Regions from separate parts of the Homo sapiens genome. Here region 1 is linked to region 2. A link is an interaction called in ENCODE POLR2A ChIA-PET data of the cell type or tissue named here. Cell type or tissue: Panc1. All regions are shown on one strand. Each heading gives the region's core, and the rest is flanking DNA. Links, peaks and the distances in the headings are about the cores only.

Region 1 (8,312 bases), core at 313-8,312, 130 kb after region 2:
CTGTCACCCAGGCTGGAATGCAGTGGCGCGATCTCGGCTCACTGTAACCTCCGCCTCCCATGTTCAAGCGATTTTCCTGCCTCAGCCTCCCGAGTAGCTGGGATTACAGGTGCCTGCCATTACACCTGGCTAATTTTTGTATTTTTAGTAGAGACGTGGTTTCACCATTTTGGCCAGGTTGGTCTCAAACTCCTGACCTCAGGTGATCTGCCTGCCTTGGCCTCCCAAAGTGCTGGGATTATAGACGTGAGCCACCGCGTCTGGCCTTAAATGCATTTTTAACTTAGAATATTTTCAACTTATGATGGGTTTATCTGGAAGTAACCCCATCATAAGAAGCATTTGTATTAGGGTTTTAGGAAAAGGAGGTTAGTTGCTCTTTATTTTTATTTTTGTTTGTTTCTTGACGCAGAGTCTCACTCACTCTGTCACCCAGGCTGGAATGCAATGGCACGATCTCGGCTCACTGCAACCTCCGTCTCTCAGGTTCAAGCAATTCTCCTGCCTTAGCCTCCTGAATAGCTGGGATTACAGGTGCGCACCACCACGCCCAGCTAATTTTTGTATTTTTGGTAGAGATGAGGTTTCACCAAGTTGGTCAGGCTGGTCTCAAACTCCTGACTTCAAGTGATTTCCCTGCCTCGGCCTCCCAAGGTGCTGGGATTACAGGCGTGAGCCACTATACCTGGTGGTTAATTGCTCTTAAAAGGTAGGCAGTTGCAAAGAATACTAAATGTTCTCAGATTAGTTGCAAAATCTTAACAACCCAAGGCTTCATATGAATTCCACTTCCATCGCTGAAAATTAAAACTCCACTCTTAAAGGCCACATCAACCTGCTAGTCATTCCATTTACCCATTTTTCTCCCCAGTCATCATCTTTCTGGGTGAACTGCCTAAGGCATTTGTGCTGTTGGCTCCCTTCTCTTTTAAACACAAAGGAAATTAGCTTTGCTGTGTTTTCTGCTTACAAAATCATGCAAGTTCTTGGGGGAAGAAGTGCTCACAATATAAATGTGGATGTGGAAGAAAGTAAAAGTTACCTGAAGTATCAGAGCCTAGAGTTAAATTTTGTTGTAGTTCTTGCTAGAATTTTATATAATTTTTAACAAAGATGAAATCATCCTGTTGTATAAGATATAAAATATGCATACTTTTTTTCCCATTTAACAACATAATATGAATTAGGTGGGTGTGGTGTCACGTGCCTGTAATTTCAGCTACTCAGGAGGCTGAGGCAGGAGAATCACCTGAACCTGGGAGGCGGAGGCTGCAGTGAGCCAAAATCATGCCACTGCACTCCAGCCTAGGTGACAGAACAAGACTCCGTTCAAAAAATAAAAAAGACAAAGCACAAACCAACCTAATGTGGACAATGTCATGTCAATACATCCAGATCTATGGTTCCTCCCGCTGCTTCTCCTTCTGTCTGTGCCTTTCACTGATCCATTTCTCTCTCTCCGCCACCTGCACAAAGTCTGTTGGTTGTTCCCAAGGCTAGAGGCGCACTCTCTTTGAAGGCCCCTTTTGTTTTCTCTCTCAGCCTATCACACACTACTTCCTGTCACGGTCTTCCTTTGCTGTAATAGATTATCCACCCCTTGAAGGCAGCAGCTGTGTCTCATTCATCATTTTAGACCCTCTCAGCAGCCAGCCCAATTAGGCCTTGGACCAATTAGGCCTGCAAACATTATTTGTTGAGTGAATAAGTAAATGACTCTGTCTTTGAACTGTATACACACTGCATCACTCACCAAATCATGTTGGTTTTCTTTTCTGATATCAAACCATAGGTGCATGTGGAACATTTTGTGTTTGACTCTGTGTGGTACAGGGAGAAACAAAGGTTCACAGTTCCTACCTCAGAAAGATAGCACCCTAGCCACTAGGCAGCCACCATCTCATGGCCATCATCCTACTCCAGGCCTTTGTCATCTCATAGTTGAACTTTTTTTGTAGTCTGGTCCTTTTTTTTTTTTTTTTTCTTTTCCTGTTCTTACTCTGCCCTCATTCTAGCCATCCTTCTTGCTGGAGTCACGTTAATTTTCTCAGAATGCTGATTTCAACGTGACCTGTCTCATTCATGGTCATTCAACCTCAACTCACAGCAAGGCCCTGAAATGGCTGTTGCTGGCTATTGTTCCGAGCTCCCCTCCCACTGTTCCTTCACATCCTCTCTTCCAGTGTTTCTGGTCCAGTCAGTCCCATATGCAGCCCTTGGCATACCTGTACTCATACCATTTCTGCCTTCCTAGAATTTCCATCCTCTTCCCCTAATTCCTTCCCAGAGTCCCACGTATCCTTTTCAATTAGCAACCTCTCAATGTGGTTAATTCAATGTTGTGCCTTAGGAAACTGAAAGGTTGAGGACACCTTGCAAATAGGTGAAACCATAAATACTAAATACAAGAACATCATGGATGTGTGGTACACATTTTTTTATACTTTCTTGGCACAAATAGTTCACTACTGTATATTTTTATAGTTTTAAGGATATATTCTATATCTCCAACTACATTATGAGTTCTTTAGGGATAGGATACATCTTTTGAAGTTCTCAAGCTCCTAGAACTAGTGCCTTGCAAACAGAAAGAATTTTATACCTTTTGATTGACAGAAAATATACAGTGGACTAAGAAGACCACAGTGTCAGCACACAGTTTCACCTGAAATAGATTGGAGAGGAGACATATTTCATTTTCACAATGAATGTTGGTTCGGTCTCTCCTTCCTTTTTCCTTTGTATTCTAGGTTAGTTCTAACTTTCTACGTTGGTACCTTCAACTTTCTGTTTAATCACAAATCTCCTCCTCCAATTGGTATGTGTTAGGTCTGTATTTTCTTGTACGTTTATATCAGTAGTGCTTACCAAAATAAGTAGACAGTAATCGTCTACTTGAGAGAACTGTTAAATTAAGGTCTTCACTATAACAGGCCACCAAGCTGTGCCTAAAAATGACAAAGTGCTATGCTTACTGACTTGGAAGGATGTCTGAGACATATGTTTGGCAGAAAAAGAGTAAGTTAGGAAAGAGCATGAAGAGTTTAATTCCATTTATATAAAACTTTTAAACACACATGTTATATATATTACCAAAATGTTAACAATAGTTATTTCTAGGCAACGGTATTTCTTTATATTGTTCAATGTTGTTTGAAGGTTTTTTTATAGTGAGCATCATTTTTATAATAAGGAGATAGAAAACTATATTCCTGTTGGAAAATATAAGGATTGCCTTTCTTTTCATTTGGTAGGACTATTGCCAGAGCCTACTGAATTTCATTTTTGTTTTCTTTTTCTTAAGAAACATACAAGAAATGCCCATTCCTTTTAAAATCATCAGTTATTTTACATTCCAAAAATATTGCAGTGAGATTCTTGTAGTCAATGAGTTCTACGGACTGAATTTCACTTGTGGTAAGTATTCTATTTGGGGATATTATTTTTGCATGTTACTCTGAGGAAGCAATTTCTTGGAGGAAATGTATTTTTGAAATAAAAACTGTGTTTTATAATAATTCAATTTAAAACTCTGTTTTGAAATACAGTCCAACATTTTCTCTGATTTTTAAGATGAAAGAAAATAAGCAGTAGTCAAGTTAGTCTCCTGTCAAAGGTCAACAGGTAAGGGACACTTGGATGTTGTTAGAAAATGACAGACCTTATGTACACTGAGGTAAACTCCAGAATATTCTGGATAGACTCAGTTCCTGTATCTACTGAACACATTCAAGCAGGCTGAAGTGGCTTCTTGTTCCCCAAAATGTACATCGTACATAGCTAAATAAAGCTACTTTTGGCAAAAGTCTATTCCTCAATCCCACCAGATGGAAGTAGAACCAAGACAAGGACCTCATGGCCATTAGAAATCTCAGGGTGGCCGGGCACAGTGGCTCACGCCTGTAATCCCAGCACTTTGGGAGTCGGAGGTTGGATCACTTGAGGTCAAGAGTTCGAGACCAGCCTGGCCGACGTGGCAAAAACCTGTCTCTACTAAAAATACAAAAATTAGCCAGGCGTGGTGGTGCGTGCCTGTAAATCCCAGCTACACAGGAGGCTGAAGCATGAGAATCACTTGAATCTGGGAGGCTGAGGTTGCAGTGAGCCCAGATCGAGCCACTGCACTCCAGCCTGGGCGGCAGAGTGAAACTGTGTCTCAAAAAAAAAAAAAAAAAAAAAAAAAACGAAAAAAAAAACCCCAAAAAAAACAAAAAAAAAACAACCAAAAAAATCTCAGGGCCACTCCAAAGACAACCAAAGAATATGGCTGAATTTAGTAGTGTTTTAAATAATTTTAAGTGATAATGTCAGTAACTTTAGGATAGTCTGTGCTAAGGGATCATGATTTTTATCACAAATATGGTAATGAATCTATACCCAAAATAGAAACAAAAGCATGTCCATCTTCAAATGAAGCCAAAGGCCAGAACTGCTCACTCTTGCTTCATCAAATTGTAAACTCTGGGCTTGCTAAAGTGTCCTGTATTTTTCATTAAGGGTACTTAGCAAGCGCTTGGTAAATACTTGTTGATTAAATTACCTGAGATAAACCACACCTGACACTGTCAATCTTTTCCTTGACAGGCAGCTCAAATGTTTCTGTGACAACTAATCCAATGTGTGCCTTCACTCAAGGAATTCAATTCATTGAGAAAACCTGCCCAGGTGCAACATCTAGATTCACAATGAACTTTCTGATTTTGTATTCATTTATTCCAGCTCTTGTCATCCTAGGAATAGTTGTTTTCAAAATAAGGGATCATCTCATTAGCAGGTAGTGAAAGCCATGGCTGGGAAAATGGAAGTGAAGCTGCCGACTGTGCATGACTGCTCTGAACGTCTGAAATGAGAGTGCCATGTATTTCTTTCTTGACAGGACATCTCAAGTCTTTTAACCATTAAGACTCCATTTGTGCCTCTTGGATCCAAGCAGGCCTTGAATGCAATGGAAGTGGTTTATAGTCCCTTGCTCTTACAACTTGCAGGGACATGTGGTTATTTGGAAATTGTGACTGAGCGGACCCAAGAATGTAAATAATATTCATAAACCTATGGGAGACTCGTGTGACTATTTTTTTTCCTTGTTCTAGGCACAGAAAAAAATAGGTCAGCTTAAAAATATGTTTACATTGGATAAAGGATTAGGCAAAAATAAAATGTTTCAAGGATTCCTGACCATAAGTGACAGAGAAAGAGAGTTGTGGGTTTAGATGAAGCAAGGTTATCATGCAGAATTGGGTAAGAATGCTTCTGTTCCTGGAAGACCCAGAGTTAAATGCAGATGTCCACACGAGGGGTCGGAGTTACCTGATCACATCGAGAGAGTGCTGGGCAGATGGATGGTGAGCACCACTGCTACAGAGCACCCAGTGATTTTACTGAGGATTAAAATAAAAAACCGTAGGAATGGGCTCAACAGTGAACAAAGCACACCAGACAAACCTCTGGTTATGTTTTTAAAGATTCGTTTGCTATTTTTCACTTTCAGCTGAGTTTACTTATAGGCACATTGTGCACATGTACCCTAAAACTTAAAGTATAAAAAAAAAAAAACCTACCGAAAAAAAAAAAAAAGAATTACAAGTAAACTTTACTAAAGTATATGCACTGAGAAATAACCCCATTAAGGCTGGAGATCAGCTGTTATTTAAAGTCCATATAGAAAAAAATGCTGACATAGCTAGACATGGTGTCTCACATCTGTAATCCCAGCTGCTCAGGAGGCTGATGTGGAAGGATCGCTTAAACCTAGGAGGCAGGGGCTGCAGTGAGCTATGATGGAACCACTGCACTCCAGCCTGGGCAACAGAGACAGAGCAAGACCCTGTCTCTAAAAAAGAAAGAAAAAAAGTGCTGACATATTGTTTACAAAGAACAGGGTACATACTAGAAATTCACATTCTTGAACTGTAAAGGGTGCTGATATGTATAAATACAGACACCTGTATTACATATTTTCAAGGATAAAATAATGTAAATAGGTTATTAAAAATGGGTTCTGGCCAGGCGCGGTGGCTCATGCCTGTAATCCCAGCACTTTGGGAGGCCGAGGCGGGTGGATCACGAGGTCAAGAGATTGAGACCATCCTGGCCAACATGGTGAAACCCCGTCTCTACTAAAAAATACAAAAATTAGCTGGGCATGGTGGCAGGCGCCTGTAGTCCCAGCTACTTGGGAGGCTGAGGCAGGAGAATCGCTTGAACCTGGGAGGTGGAGGTTGCAGTGAGCCGAGAATGCACCACTGCACTCCAGCCTGGCGACAGAGCAAGACTCTGTCTCAAAAAAAAAAAAAGGTTCTGTATTAAAATTACTGATTCTCTTTCTGATTGATCTTCAAGTAATTCCATGTACAAACCTGAAATGAAACTGTCTCAGTGTTACTATGGTAACTTTGGGTGAGAATATGGTAGAGAGCGCATGAACTTGTTCACTGACTGTGACCTAACTTGTGAAGAAAGATAAATTATAGCATTTGAAATGTCTCACACTGAAATAGGAAAGATCATTTCATTAAGGAAACCACAGTAAAATTCTATTTCTTAGAACAGTATTTAAGGATGTGGAGGCATTGGTAAATTATCAGACTAGTATTGTCAATTTTTATAAAAGGTCTTTGACATGGATGATTATGGTGTAATAGTTACACAATGTCTTACAGATTATATATGTCACATCAGTTATAGACAATTCTGGAGATGATAATCTATTAAAGTAGTTCAAAGAGAGTCCCACAGGAACCTCTTTTGAAATCACTGATTTCAACTTACTAAAGATATGGGTGTACAACATAAGTGGAAACATTTTCTACTATTCATATGCAGATGAATTTCATTCTAGCTCAGAAACATTTGGAAAACTGACATCACACGTGACTTCAAGCTATTAAATGTTAGTGATAGCACCTTAGAAAAACACAATGGCTTTCAACATGTGACAGTTTGTGTCTCAAGTCAAAAATGGACAGTGATGTGTAAGAAAATCAAATTACATAATAACAATTCCTATTACTCTTGTGGAATAGGCTGTTTCTTCCCACCAAGTCAGTGATGTTTCTGAGATCATAATGTTCACTGTAAATTTAAAGGGATTTCTTTTTCCATAGCACTCAGCAAGAAACGTGTGCTAAAGACTGAGGTTCCTTGGAAACATGCTGAAAATTCTGTTCTCAAGGGTGTCAGAACCATACGTACTGCAAATAATTTATGAAGTCCTAGTTCATTGCAATAAGCAGATGGCTTGCTATCTGCTCAGACAGTACTCCCTTGGGGTAGTAAATGTGCTTATCTGAAGCTGGGAGTCAATATATTTTGTATGTGGACATGGAAGAACATAGAATAAATCATTTTTAATCATAGCAATTATACTTACTCAAAATGAACTTGGCTAGCAGGTACACACATCTACAGATTGGAATGGCTTCTTAAAGGCTATCCCACCTTGGAAATAATCCTGGTTATCCGCAACACATGATGTTTTGTCCTGCTTCTTGATAGGATATCTCCTTAGATGTGCCTGTTCTTCAAAAAGTGGTATTTAAAATAAATGTGTCAGTCTCACAGCAGGGTGAAATTGGTGCTGATTAAAAATGCCCCATTCCAGACCACTGATGGCGACACTCTAGGTGTGGGGACCTGGGAATGTGCATCTCCTATTTCAGGTGCTTCTTGCGCCTCACTGTTAAGAGTAAAATTTTGACATCTGTGAACCCAATTCCGGTTTCCTCCCAGCTACAGCTGAGAATGCCTTTTAGAAAGAATGTGTCTAACGTGGGCACTTAACCTTGCATTTAAAACTGTAACCAAATACTCTTACTTTTATATTCCTAAAAACATATAAGCAGAAACTTATACATGCTGAATTGAGTATATACCACTTAAACATGTTAGAGGTAGGTAGTAGAAGATTCTTTTATTTTAAAAAAAATTACACGTGGTTCTACAATAATTTTTCCTTTTAAAAAGCTTCAAGATATACAGGGAGATGCACTAGTCCAAGAAATCCAGCTTGTCCTTTAACAAATTATACAGTTTAACTTTCTTCACATATTGCCACAATAGTTAATTCACAGTATAATCTTATTTGTATTTGGAAAAGAAGAAATAAATATACAATAATTGAAATAGGTTCAAGAATCAAGCTCGATTTGTTTCCAAGACTTGGAAGAACTTCTTTTGTACTGTTCCAGTTCCTAAAACAAAAATATGTATCACTTTAAGAAAAATCAACTTTACTAATTCAAGGAGGCACCTTAAAACTGCCTTCTCATTTTTTAGATATATCAATGAATCCTTAGTAGCATTATCATTCTAAA
Region 2 (8,347 bases), core at 247-8,246:
GAGCATGTGATCACTTGAATTTGAATCTAGTTTTTCCTAGTTTTGAGCCTGATAAGTGTTATTAATAAATATAAGAAAAAAGGATCTTCTGGGGCTTTTGAGTATGTGTCTTGACAGTTATTCAGGTAATAAGTGTTGAAGCATCTTCAGTGCTCCTTTTCTTCACAGGGTATTTTAAATACATATACCATTACAGTTATTCTAGCTTTGATAAATGTTGTAGGAGATGAATTTTACTGATAGGGCAAGATTTACTGAGTTTGTTAATTTTTCCATTTGAAATGCTCTTGTTGGTGCTCAATTTAAGGCATTATTTGCAATGTAAATCATAAAGTCAGTCTATTTTATAATGAATAAAACATTTTAGTAAGATGACTAAGCGTAATTTATCATCTTTTTCTTTTGTACTTGTTTTTGTTTTCTGTTTTGCTTTTTAAATTTCCTAGATCTTCTTTGTCAGCTTTTTCATAGCTTAACATAGTTTGTAATCTGCATTACATGGAGACTGCACTGGCAAATTAGTTTAAACAACCCTAGGCAAACAAAAATAGAAGATAATAATTAAAATAAAATAAAATGGAAGATATACGTATCTGAAAGTAGTAAAACACCGAAAATGAAAAGATACTAATTTAGATTTCTTTAGTTCAATTAACAGGGAGAGCTGAATTTGACTGAAACGCAGAAATATCTCACTGTGGATGTAGTGTGGATGTTGTCCTGTTGATGCCAGGAGAAAAATAAAATATGTATTTTAACGGTTCTCATGTTTTCCCCAAATTTCTGGTAGTTTTTCTTTATTTATTAGAGAGTTTAATTAATTGAATATAATAAATGATTTAGTGTTGAATTTTAAATGTATAATAAAAACCATCTCTTTTAACTAACTTAAAAAAATGTGTGAATACATGCATGCACACATGAAATAATTCCTTTGCCATCCAATCAAAAACAATTACCGGGTTAGATGACTGGTCAAATCTTAACCTCTACAGTCTCAGCATTACATCCTTTTAAAGAAATAGTGATTCAAATAATGACTGTGTTATTGAGTTATCATATTCATAGCCAACTTTATATAGAAATCCTATAATTAATATGCTTCCTATTAGAATTTTTTTCAATTGCTTAAAAGACCCATTTCTGCAAATTGCATGTGCAACTCTACAGAAGGATTTGAAAGAAATGGGCCCAGTGCCCAGAAAAATTAGGCCCTCCTACACTACCGGGCAAAAATAAAATAATTAACAATGAAAATGAGGCCATCGTAGAAAAGTATCTTACAAATAGAAATACTTTGAAGACAGAGGAGACCTGAAAGCTTTCCGAAAGAGGTCTGCAGATGGGGCTCATGAACCAAGGAGAGCTTACCCATGGGAAAATGGAAACGGTGTGGAATTCAAATGTTAACCTAGAGCATCCTCTGTGCTTCTGATTATATCCTGAAGTCAGATATTTCTGTGTCTCAGTCAAATTTGGCTCTCCCTGCTAATTGAGCTAAGGAAATCTAAATTAGTGTCTTTTCATTATTGGTGTTTTACTACTTTCAGATATGTATATCTTCTATTTTTATTTTATTTTAATTCTGTTTTTATTTGCCTAGTTTTTTTTTTTTTTTTTTTTTAGACTACTTTGCTAATGCAGTCTCCATGATGAGGTCTTTCAGTTTCATCTATCATAATAAAAAGGGCTATTGACTCTTTCAGAGTCATGAGACTAATAAAAAGATAAAGGAAATTTTATATTTATGAAATTACAGAAAACAGCAGAAACATTCGTAGTCAGGGGAAATGCCTGGAGTAAAACCCTGACTTTGAAACTCTTTCTCAATTGTGTTTTCTCCAACTGATGGAAGATAGCTAATTAATTCAGAATCATGACAAGTGCTAGGATTAACCACACTAGCCTGCCAAAAAGTCCACGTGTATTCGATTTGATTAAATGTGTATAATCTTCAGTAATATCATGTAATTGACCTCAGCAGGTATGAGCTCATCTGGCAAATGAGCTTTATTTATTCAAACTTGTGATAAAAGTATAAAAAACATTTTGAAACATCATCATAAATCTTCACCCTTTCATTCAAAGGCAGGCATCTTTTTGGCATGTCACTGTAAAAGGCTCTAAAGAGAATATCACTTTCGTGTTGTAATTCTGAAGCAGTTCCATGAGACTGAGTTCCTTAGAAAGATAATCTCTTTAAGTTTCAGTGGATCTTAATTCTGAACCGACTTTTCCAGCATTGGACAAAACACAGGAGAAATTAATACTGTGTCAGTTTGTGTTATTTAGACAATGTAAAAAAGCTTTATGGGTATAGAAAAAATACACTGTTTTTATTCATTTGCCAAGGGAAATCCAAAACAATAACAGATTTAGAAAATTATAAAGAAGTTGGTAAGCTAACCTGCTTTTGTATTATCAAAATGAAAATACTTGCATTGAATGGAAAAAAATTTGCAGTTGAACAAAATTTTTATGTTTCATTTACATTACATTACAGTCTCTAAGCCACGTATTTTACATGTAGTCCAAATGAGTATTATTTCAAACATTTTCTTTTGTAAGTATTTTATCTTATTAAAATCATGCCTGATTCATGGAGATGACAGCAATCCGTCACATTAAGGAAGAAAGAAATGCTTTAAAATAGGTTAAAAGAGTTTTTTATTAGTCTTCATGTTATGGTCAAGGAAATGAAATTAATAAAGTCTGGGCCATCAGATATTAAAGCATAAAAATTTGTATGATGCAGTTTCAGGTTCACTTGTTTTATACCTGATCCATTTTGGTTTCATTGCATGCATTAAAAAATAACTGAAGCTGTTTAACTGGATTATGTTGGTGCAAGTGATCAAAGCAGCTTTAATTTCTGCTTTCCATTAAGGATTTTTTTTGTGCTGGTTTGTGTTATAATCTGTATATGTACATATGCATTTCATTTAAGTGTGTCATGAACTTCATATATACTATCCTCCCAGAATTCTTGCTGAATTAATCTTGAGTTCATAAAGGTCACAATTTCTCTAAGATGAACTTGTAACAATGTTTTTGGAACTCACTGTAACACTTTAATATGTTACATAAATGGGAAATAGGCTTTTTAAAATGTTGATGATTCTGTTACACATGCTCCCCTTCAATTTTAGCATCTTCATTTGTACTGGATACTTTCATTATTTATGGGAATGCTTGCCTTCTAGAGTAAAACTCCTTATGTGCTGAAAGGAAATTAAGGAGGTTTGGCTCTTTTACTCCATTATTGCAATTAAGAATTTAGCATCATCAGTGCCAAAGGACAAAAAGTGGTTCATTTGCCCTAGGGGGACAGGACAGTGATAAGATGATTTTTCGTCAAGGATCATTGGGTCGTAATTAAGTTACATTCATGGCTATTGCTTTTTGAAGGATGATTGGTAAATGACAGGCTTCATGTGCTTAGTACGGACAGTGTGCAGTAGGGTTTTTTCTGCCTCTGTCAGAAAATCCTGTTGAGCCTGATAATGTAAATGTGGCATTTTATTCTGAACAAAAGAGCAGGGAAATGAGCTATCTTGTCTAATCATTCAGTTGTTTAACACCGACTTCCAGTTTAGACTCAATTGGCTGGAAAGCACTTGACATGTGAAGTTAGTGCTGTTCCGAACGCATGTTTGAGTAAATTTTAAAGTAAGTGACAGCTAAATTGTACCTAGGGAAATTACAAAGCCTTCAACACAGTTAATTTTTTGGGGAGGATTAGTTGTAATTGCAACACCAGTCTCCTTGAAGATTCCTCATTTATAGATGATGAACAGAAAAAAAACATTTAGCTCTTTCAAGTGCTGGTTCTCTTAACAGAATAATTTTTGTGAAGATGATGGTTTCTCTTGAATTGGTTTCTTCCCATATTGAACATCTGCTGAGGATTTGTAAGATAGTTTGTTTTTAAGGAGTTCAGTTTGGTTTTTGTTTGTTTGTTTTTTCTTTTTTAAACTTTTTTCTCCCCCCACAGCCCTTCTTTTCTGTAGTGATTGCAGATTTGAGCGCATTTCAGTAAGGAAGCCTGTTACATAAATTGCCACTTCACTAACAATGTATAAGTTTAAAGTACTTTATTCCAAATAAAAAAAATCAATATTTGTCATCTTTCGTTTTTTGTTGTTGTTGTTGTTTTTATTTTTATTTTTATTTTTATTTTTTTGAGACGGAGTCTTGCTGTCTCCCAGGCTGGAGTGCAGTGGCACGATCTTGGCTCACTGCAAGCTCCGCCTCCTGGGTTGATGCCATTCTCCTGCCTCAGCCTCCCGAGTAGCTGGGACTACAGGTGCTCACCGCCACGCCAGCTATTTTTTTTTTTTTTTTTGTATTTTTAGTGGAGACGGGGTTTCACCATGTTAGCCAGGATGGTCTCGATCTCCTGACCGCGTGATCCACCCACCTCAGCCTCCCAAAGTGCTGGGATTACAGGCGTGAGCCACCGCGCCCGGCCATCTTTCTTTTGTTGTTTAAGTATACTCTCTGGGATTAGAAAGTTACTTAGTATAAATTACGAGACTTAAGTTTAAAGCTACTAATAGATAAATAGATAGTTGTCACTCGTGGTTGTTTTAACAATTCCAGATTGTATGAAATACATTTATGATTTTTACAGGTATATGTATTGAGGAATGTATATGAGTTTTAGGAGTACATGTTTCTTGGTATCTCAAAGTAGATAGTTTTATGATTGGTGGATGTCCCATAGAAATGTCTGTCCAGCAAACTTACATGCTACATGGTGTTTGTTTTTCTGTCAGTGACGTTATAGCATACTTCAGTTTCAGAATGAGGACTCAAATGAGTGGTACTATCAGATTTGCCATCGGAGCTTCAAGCTTATTTATCGGGATGTTCTTCCGTGTAATAATGAAAAAATTGTAGTTTGTAGTAGCTCTTTGTAGTCATGTTCCCTTAAGAAGTGAATTCTAGATTCTAGAATGAATTTTGATGCAGGCCAAGTGAGTCTATTCAAGTTAATGAATTTAACTCTATTTTAAGTTTCCAAATTTCTTGCTGGACCCAGCCTATCTCATATATATGTTCTTAAAATTTAAAATTACAGAATCTTTTCCTCAATTTTACCTTTATTTCATAGACTTACAGAATTTTGGTAAAGCTTATATTTTTAATTTGCACCAAACAAAATACTGCTTTTTAAAATGATTGCTTACTTTTTATTAGTGTACGTAGTTTTATGCATGAAAATTATGTAGTCTATTGAAATTTTGAGGGGGGTGTCTTGATTTTTTTTTTTATAAAGGGTAATAGTATGCTACAGAGTTGATTTTCTTTTAGTGTCATTTGTGAAAGCATTGACTAAATTTTTATTAGGAGTGAGCCTTTAAATATTTGTATGTGAAGCTTTAGGAATTATGCATATATGCTGATACAAGCATGGGCTCAAAGTTTTGAATGCAAAATTAATGTGTCAACATTAATTTCTTCAGAGGATTATTGTTATTTCTTAGCAGGATTTAAATCATTTCTAGTGCTCAAAGAAATTCACAGATCACTTTGGGTCACAGAAGCTAGAAGTAGACTGATTGGTAATGTGTTGTCCCACATTTTGGTTGTAAAGCAATTTTTACCTTTCTCCTTTTGATATTGTGCTTCCCTTACTGATTTCATCCTGCCTAATAAAAGTGGTATTTTCACCTGATGATTTTCTCTGCTTGTGCAAAACACTTTAGATGAACCTAATAAGCACAGAGTCATAGAACCTGTTAGAACTAGGAGGGAACCCAAATGTCCTTGAGTTCAGCTGTTGTGATAATTTGCTTTTCATCACCACTTCTAGAAATGTATCACGTTGCTACAGCTGAGTAGCATAAGTACTCTTATCAGTTGGGATGGAAATCCAAAGTCCTATGACTACATAGCTATCTTCATAGCAATGCAAATTTTAGGTGCTTTTAAACATATTTTTCATTTCCGTCATCACCTAAGTTTTCAAGCTTTATTATGAAAGATTAATAGTGACATAAATTATGTGGGGAATGTAAATTTTTGTCTTTTAAAATGACATGATCCAACCACAAGTCCGAATTAGATAATAGGGACTGAAGAACTGACTAGTCATTTACTTTGTTTTTATCTCCAGTACACTTTGTATGAGGTATTTCATTATAAATTTCTAATTCATTTTGTTGGCATCCTAAGAGCAGTAACATTGGTTCTTAAAATTACTGACAAATATATGAATTATTTCCATTTTGCCATTCTTGTTTTTTCTGTTGTTGTTCTGAACATGTATAATCTTCAGAAGCATATATTTGGAGACCAAAGACTATTAACGTGTCGCTTTGATTGACAGAACAATTATTCATTCATTTATTGATAGCTTTGACCTAATGTAGGGGGAAATACAATTGAGACAATACTATTCTAGTTTGGGAATTGATCTGGAAAAGCAAATCATGCCACTTAAAAAAAAATCGTATGTGTGTTAGCTTTGCTCTTAAAAAATGTTTTAGTAGTTTTTCGTTAAGCAGAGTTATAGAAAGGCAATAACCGAACCTGTGTCTGAAGTAAGGGAAAATACTGATTATATAAAGCTTTATATCATATGTGGTAGCTACTGTACCATTTCTCTTCTATGACAGTAATCCAGCCTGCAACATCTACTTGCAGTTTGAAATTAACCTGTAATTTAGTCTTCACCCCAAATGACAAAAATTCAAATGACTCTGTGGGGTGCCAGAAGATGCACTGTAAACAGGGCTTAGTAAGGGGATAAGGTAAGAGTTCCATCAGGATAGGCTCGTTTTCACTGTGTCACTATTATTGCAATAAAACTAACATTTCTTCGTTGTCTTTTACTTTTTTAGTACAGCTTAAAATCAGATCTTGATAAAATAGTAATTCAACTTAGGGCAATGTAACATTTGTATAATAGGCAAAAATGTGAAGGCTTTAACAGGAAGTATAAAAGGACTTTCTGGTTTTGAAAACTGTTATGTGTATGAGAAATTTATATTCTCTACAAAGATTTTCACTAATTGTCACTAGTTGTACTTGGAGCCATGTCTCTAACCATGCCTCTTTTTAAAATACCTTTCATACTCTCTTTTCATAAATCGTTAATTTCTTATTCCAAATTGCACCACTTTATTACATTATTCAAATACCAGTGCTTTTAATAAAGCATAATGTGTAATTAGATGTACTGAACTGACAATGGGAAGTCCAGCGACTTGCTTACCTAGTACCTTCCTCTGTTTACCTGGTAGCCTTAGTCAAATCAGCCAGTCTCTAGATGCCCCAGTTTCATTATTTCTTTGAAAGTAAAAGGGGGTGGCAAGTAGAATTGGATCATATAATCTCTATAGTTCTTCCAAGGGATTTCTTTTTTTTTTTTGAAACAGAGTTTCACTTTTGTTGCCCAGGCTGGAGTGCAATGGCACGATCTCAGCTCACTGCAACCTCCACCTCCCGGGTTCAAGGGATTCTCCCTCCTCAGCCCCCCGAGTAGCTGGGATTACAGGCATGCGCCATCACGCCCGGCTAATTTTATATTTTTAATAGAGATGGGGTTTCTCCACCTCAGGTGATCCGCCCTCCTTGGCCTCCCAAAGTGCTGGGATTACAGGCATGAGCCACCGCACCTGGTCTTGCAAGGTCTTAAATATTTCTCATACTAACATTGTCCTTTTATTTTATTTTTTTTATATTACCTGTGAATTTTATTTCAGTATGGTAAGAGAGAAATTACAAAAAAACTTTTAATAAAGACAGGGTTAAAGTAAATTGAAAGCAAATTGTCCTTTTATGGGGGGAAAATACTTCTTAAGGACCCACAAGAATATAGTACCACACTGTTGTTTAAGAAACTGATTTAATGACAGTGTCTTTTTATTTTAATTTCTCACATAAAAGAAGGCTTGACTTTGTAATTGGAAATAATTTTTAAAAGCTTACCCTTTAATGAAAAAAGTATTTAGAATTCTTCTAGAATTCACTGACCAACACGAATATCCTAGTTTTCATAATAGTAAGTTCCCATATATATGAAACTTGAGGTTATTTCCTACTTGGCTAGTAAGGTGACAGTACAGAAAATATTATGATAAAGATGAAAAAGTTCTTGAAAATTCCTTATTAGCTATTGGTGGACATTTAATAACGTTTACCAAATCTGAAATTATTGAGATACAATTGTTAAAGGCACGTAAGTGATTGGAAAAAAGTATTTGACGGTAGTCCTTGCTTTCAGAAGTAATACATTCTTACAGCAACTTTCTACATAAAGTCAGAATTTACAGTAAAATCAGAGAATGCCTTAATCTATTTGGACTTTTTTATAAAGTACCCTTTAACACACGAAATA

What was found. Peaks named below come from ENCODE experiments on the same cell type or tissue, not always from the same donor. Only the 100,000 strongest peaks of a DNase experiment are listed, where the experiment ranks them.
Region 1: POLR2A ChIA-PET joins it to region 2 with 13 read pairs; 3 of 35 experiments call an interaction of 5 or more read pairs at or near these places.

Annotation. Positions count from the first base shown.
Region 1 is chr2:43,809,582-43,817,893 of GRCh38, reverse strand. It overlaps DYNC2LI1 (dynein cytoplasmic 2 light intermediate chain 1), which reads right to left. Exons shown (of 13, transcript NM_016008.4): 13 at 7,884-8,189. The coding sequence ends at 8,127. It overlaps ABCG5 (ATP binding cassette subfamily G member 5), which reads left to right. Exons shown (of 13, transcript NM_022436.3): 12 at 3,305-3,417; 13 at 4,585-5,422. The coding sequence ends at 4,778. Among named protein-coding and RNA genes, the nearest start is that of ABCG5, 25 kb to the left of the region's middle. In Panc1, for the core only: no CTCF peak of the experiment used is centred there; no DNase peak of the experiment used is centred there.
Region 2 is chr2:43,935,115-43,943,461 of GRCh38, reverse strand. All of the region lies in intron 23 of LRPPRC (leucine rich pentatricopeptide repeat containing), which reads left to right. Among named protein-coding and RNA genes, the nearest start is that of LRPPRC, 57 kb to the left of the region's middle. In Panc1, for the core only: no CTCF peak of the experiment used is centred there; no DNase peak of the experiment used is centred there; H3K27ac peaks cover 5,359 bases.